Linked DNA regions of Homo sapiens: region 2 is linked to region 1. Evidence: read pairs that join two places in POLR2A ChIA-PET (ENCODE). Cell type or tissue: PC-3. All regions are shown on one strand. Each heading gives the region's core, and the rest is flanking DNA. Links, peaks and the distances in the headings are about the cores only.

What was found. Peaks named below come from ENCODE experiments on the same cell type or tissue, not always from the same donor. Only the 100,000 strongest peaks of a DNase experiment are listed, where the experiment ranks them.
Region 2: POLR2A ChIA-PET joins it to region 1 with 16 read pairs; 6 of 35 experiments call an interaction of 5 or more read pairs at or near these places.

The regions. Positions count from the first base shown.
Region 1 is chr10:35,452,716-35,455,535 of GRCh38, forward strand. The region is part of intron 1 of CCNY (cyclin Y); the gene reads left to right. Among named protein-coding and RNA genes, the nearest start is that of CCNY, 120 kb to the left of the region's middle. In PC-3, for the core only: no CTCF peak of the experiment used is centred there; a DNase peak (open chromatin) is centred at 1,326; H3K27ac peaks cover 941 bases.
Region 2 is chr10:35,313,788-35,316,607 of GRCh38, forward strand. It overlaps CCNY-AS1 (CCNY antisense RNA 1), which reads right to left. Exons shown (of 4, transcript NR_186477.1): 4 at 446-2,622. It also overlaps a transcript of CCNY not described here. Among named protein-coding and RNA genes, the nearest start is that of CCNY-AS1, 21 kb to the right of the region's middle. In PC-3, for the core only: no CTCF peak of the experiment used is centred there; no DNase peak of the experiment used is centred there.

The DNA of each region.
Region 1 (2,820 bases), core at 257-2,756:
TCATTTTGGATGTAAAATTTACCTGTTAGAGAAAATTTGGAAATTATAGAAAAGTAAAAAAAAAAAAAAAAAAAAATGGAAAAAAGCTATTGTGCTTGTCTCCTACAAAGAGAACTACTGTGGACCTTTTATGTCTCATTTCTTCTGTTTTTTAAAAGCTGGGTTTGTCTAAAACCACTGTCACCAAAACAATAAAACCCATACCCTCCAAATTTGTATGACATATAATTGTGGTGACATTGTCTAGAACATTTTAAAAAAAATATTATTTATTTTTAGAGATGGATCTTGCTGTGTTGCCCAGGCTGGACTGCAGTGGCACAATCATCGTTCACTGTAACTTGGAACTCTTGGGCTCAAGCATTCCTCTTGTCTCAGCCACAGCGTCCAACTAATTTTTTCATAGAGATAGGGTCTTGCTTTGTTGCCTAGGCTGATCTCAAACTTCTGGGCTTAAGGAGTCTTCCCACCTTGGTCTCCCAAAGTGCTGGGATTACAGATGTGAGCCATTGTGGCTAGTCCTGTATATAAAATTTATATATTTTTCACTTAGCATGATAAACAGAAGTATTTCTCCAATTACAAATGTATTGAACTGTTTATAAAAACTATTGATTATTATTTTTGATCACTACATAATTTTTCATGTGGGAAATTTTCCGCTTATTCAGTCCTTTATTACTAGACATATAGGTTGTTGTTTTCTTTTTCCTTTATAATCAATATGGTAATGAACATCTTTGTGTCTAAAGCCTCCTCTGAACATCAGATCATCTCAGCAAGGTAGAATCCTAGCAGGCATTCTAATGACTCAAAAGTTTTGGGTGCAGTCTACAAAATTACTGTATGACAAGGTATTAATACATGATACTAATATTTGAGTTAGCAAAAGCTGCTTATTGGATATCTAAGTTGGGCAGCATTTGGTAGGCTTATTTTTTACTCCTTTAAATTACTTCTTTCAAGTGATTAGAAACTTTTAAGAATCTTAATCAGTAGGTGAAAGAAAATCTGGCTTTTTTAAGGCTCTTTGTATATTGAAATAGCTGGGCAATATTTCTAGTAACCATATTGATGTTTTACTGCTATATACATGATTTGCCAATTTTTAAACTAAGACCTATAGTAAAAAAAAAATTTATATTTGAATCCAGTTGGTTTCTTATTGGTAAACACACATGAAACAATATTTGTCTTTATGCATTTCATAATGTTATATTCTGAACTTTCTGTTTCATTCCATTTTTTAAAAAAGATGAGTCATGATCCTCTAAATGGATTTCATAATCTCCTGGAGGTTCCAACTCATAGTTTGAAAAACACTATACTGTACTGTGACAGGCGGCGAATCCAGAGGAACACATGGCTTATTTCCCTGACTGCTTTTACTTTTCCTGTGTGTGGGTGGGAATCTTGTACTCGTTCATCCTGGCAGTACCTGAGTGAGAAATAAGGAAGCTAAGTACCCTGCCCAACGGCACGCAACTACCAGTGGTCAAGCTCGGACACAGTCACTTCTGGGTGGCCCCCAGGTCCAGGGTTTCACAGTCCAGCAGCATAGAAGCCGTTTCAGCTTCTGTTGTCCTGGAAGACGCAAAGGCATCCAGAAGAGAGGCACATGATCTGCAGGAAAGACTCCGCCGTAGCGGTTCAGCGCAGGTTTACCAAAGGTTGTTCACCTGGAATGGACTGTGAACCCCCCACCAGGAACTGTGGCACAGGCAGAAGTCAACCAGGGTGAAATGCAGCTTTGCACTCTGACATTTGCCCCTTGAAAACCTGGAGCCTGGTAGAGTTAGGGGTGGAAAGCAAGTTTTCCATCAGCAGAGGAGCATCTTCCATAGCTCCCAGAAGGATCAGTTAAAAGTGTCAGTCCGATGGCTTCCTTCGGGTTTTGTGAACCTCAGCGGCTTCGCCTGCCCTTTGCCTTTAACCAGCCAGTGGGGCCCTGCATGAGGTGCCCGGGGAGGTGGTGCATGCATAGCATCCTTAGTAAGCCTGGAGGCGGGTATGCTCTCTGGCAGCAGCTTTCTTCCTGGCTTTCTTGTGGAATTGTCCTCCTTACCAAGATGCTTCTGCCAGGGTAAGAGGAAGGCCAGTGAGTGCTTGGGAAGGAAGTTGGCAGTAACTTCCAACAAACCTTGCCCCACTGTAACTTCTCAGAAGGGTGATGTGACCAGCTGCAAATACCAAATGGAAAGAGATTTTGCCTAGAGAGTTTTCAGGAGGGCCTGATGAACCTGAAAACCTTCCCTGAATGCAGTGTACCTTCCATTCCATACAATAACCATTGAAGGGCTTCATCTTAATTAACTCACATGGACATTTCTAATTGTGGAAGAAAATACTGCCTCCCCTCACCAGGTGAAACCATCATTGAAATCAAAGCTAATAGCAGACAACACTCTGTTCCCAAAGAGCAGGTTCATTATATCATGCCAACAAGTAGCATTTCCTATTTTCAGCCTAGTCACATTGATTGACTGGAGCTTAAAAATAGAAAATAAGAGTATATTGTTGATCTTGGATTTCTTTGAATGCTGAAAAAAATGCTGCCTTTAAAATCAAATTTTACCAAACTTGGCAGATTACAGTAGGAAAACAACAGATAAATGTGGATTTTTCTACTCCTGTTCTCTAGCACAGGGAATCTACTAGAGGGCCCTGCCTCCACTTCCATCAAACAAGGGAAGAGAATGCTCTTCATGAGGTCACTGTTAACTGAGCCAGCATAGGGAGGCTCAGCAGGTGAGCTGGCTTGGTGGGAGGTGGTGGTTCTGAATCTCTGCTCTTTTGCAATGGCCTTGGGACCTGGGGCAA
Region 2 (2,820 bases), core at 214-2,713, 140 kb before region 1:
CATGTTGAAACACCGTCTCTACCAAAAAAGATAAAAAAACTAGCCTGGCGTGGTGGTGCATTCCTGCAGTCTCAGCTACTCAGGAGGCTGAGGTGGGAGGATCACTTCAGCCTGGGAGGCGGAGGTTGCAGTGAGTCGTGATTGCACCACTGCACTCTAGCCTGGGAGATAAAGTGAGAGTTCATCTCGGAAAAAAAAAAAAAAAAAAAAAAAGTAAAATACTGGTTATTTTTTGTGGGGCTGGAAACATTTAATTTTGTTTTCTGATTATGAAACATTCATCTTAGAAAACTGGAAAGATAAACAGAAAAAGAAAATAAAAACGAGCTGTAATCCCAATCTCATATTTTGGTGTCAATAGTCCTCATTCTCCCTTTATGTTAATTAGATCACACTCATATTAGTCTGTTCTCTCACTGCTGATAAAGACATACTCGAGACTGGGTAATTTGTAAAGAAAAAGGTTTAATGGACTCACAGTTCCATGTGGCTGGGAGGCTTCACAATCATGGTGGAAGGCAAAAGGCACATCTTACATGGTGGCAGTCAAGAGAGAATGAGAGCCAAGCAAAAGGGGAAACCCCTTATCAAACCATCAACTCTCATGAGACTTATTCACCACCAAGAGAACAGTATGGGGTAAACTGCCCCCATGATTCAATTATCTCCCACAGGGTCCCAGCCACAACACGTGGGAATTGTGGGAGCTCTAATTCAAGATGAGATTTGGGTGGAACACAGGCAAAACATATCACACCATTTATAATTTATTAAAATTTTTTTATTGTGGTAAAATAATATGAAATTTATCATAACCTTTTCTTGTATTTTATTTCCATTTTTCTCATTTTTATTTTCCATAGTACATTTATGACACAGAAATGTCCTGCGTCCTCTCCTTGAATGTCTATAAGATTGCATTTTCAATATCTCCTGCCTGTCATTTACTTATGCTAGCAATTGAAGTCTGATTCTTGCAATGAGTATTGTCCCATTAATATTAAATAACTTTTTGCCGGGCGCAGTGGCTCATGCCTGTAATCCTAGCACTTTGGGAGGCCGAGGGGGGTGGATCACCTGAGGTCGGGAGTTCGAGACCAGCCTGACCAACATGGAGAAACCCCGTCTCTACAAAAAATACAAAATTAGCCGGCGTGGTGGCACAAGCCTGTAATCCCAGCTACTAGGGAGGCTGAGGCAGGGGAATAGCTTGAACCTGGGAGGCGGAGGTTGTGGTGAGCCGAAATTGCGCCACCGCACTCCAGCCTGGGCAACAAGAGCAAAACTCCGTCTCAAAAAAATATATATATATTAAATAACTTTTTAAAAAACTTTTAGTTTCAGGGATACATGTGCAGGTTTGTTACACAGGTAAACTTCTGTCATGAGGGTTGGGTGTACAGATTATTTCATCACCCAGGTACTAAGCTACCATAGTACCTGGTAGTTATCTTTTCTGATCTTCTCCTTCCTCTTACCCTCCTCCCTCAAGGAGGCTTCAGTGTCTGTTGTTCCCCTCTTTGTGTCCATGTGTTCTCATCATTTAGCTCCCACTTACACATGAGAACATGTGGTATTTGGTTTTCTGCTCCTGTGTTAGTTCACTAAGGATGATGGCCTCCAGCTCCATTCATGTTCCTGCAAAGGAAATAATCTCATTCTTTTTTATGGCTGCATAGTATTCCATGGTGTATATGAACCACATTTTCTTTATCCAGTCTACTGTTGATGAGCATTTAGGTTGATTCCATGTCTTTGTTATTATAAAGAGTGCTGCAATGAACAATCACATGCATGTGTCTTTAAGGCAGAACAATTTATATTCCTTTGGGTATATACCCAGTAATGGGATTGCTGGGTCAAATGATAGTTCTAAGTTCTTTGAGGAATTGCCACAGTGGCTGGACTAACTTACACTGCCACTAGCAGTGTATAAGCATTCCCTTTTCTCTACAAGCTCCCCAGCATCTGTTATTTTTTTGACTTTTTAGTAATAGCCATTTTGACTGGTGTGAGATGGTATCTCACTGTGCCATCTTACCCATTTTTAATTATGTACATTCATAATGTCATGCAACCACCACTGCCATCTGTCTCCGTTACTCTTTTCATCTTGTAAAACTGGAATGCTAAGAACATCTCATTCTAATTTCCACCCAGACCCATTTCTACCTTCTGTCTCTATAATATTGACTACTCTATCCCATATAAGTGTAATTGTCTTTTATTGTGACTGGCATAAGTAACATTTTAAAAATGTATCATATACAGTGCATTTTTTTCTGTTATAAAATCTTCTTTTACAATGTGATTTTTAATGATGCATTAGGATATTCCATTGTGTGGATCCCAGTTGATTTAGTGATGCACTGTTGTGAATACTTTGGCCATACTCTGCCTGCCTAGCAGTGTACTAGAGTAACAGAGCTGGCCAGGGGTAGGAGTCAGAAGCTAGAGATACAGAGCAGGTGTTTAACCTGAGCATATGCCCCAGAAAAGAAACTTCGATAAAATCTTCCCCCATGTTCTCACCTTCTCCTTGATGGCAGAGCTGGGCCATGTGTTCACCACTGCAGTGTGCATTCCATATGGCTCTGTCTCTACCCATATCCATGGTTATTTCTTTTGGATGAATTCACAGAAATGGAAATACAGGATTAACATGTTTATAATATTCTAAAGTTTTTCACAACAAGTGTTGCACAACTGCCATTCAGAAAGTTTGAACCAAATGTAAAAGAATGCTTATTTCCTGGGTGTTGTTGCCAAAATTGGGTGTAATCTCTTTTTTAAAACATGGTTGTGTACTGGAATAATTTT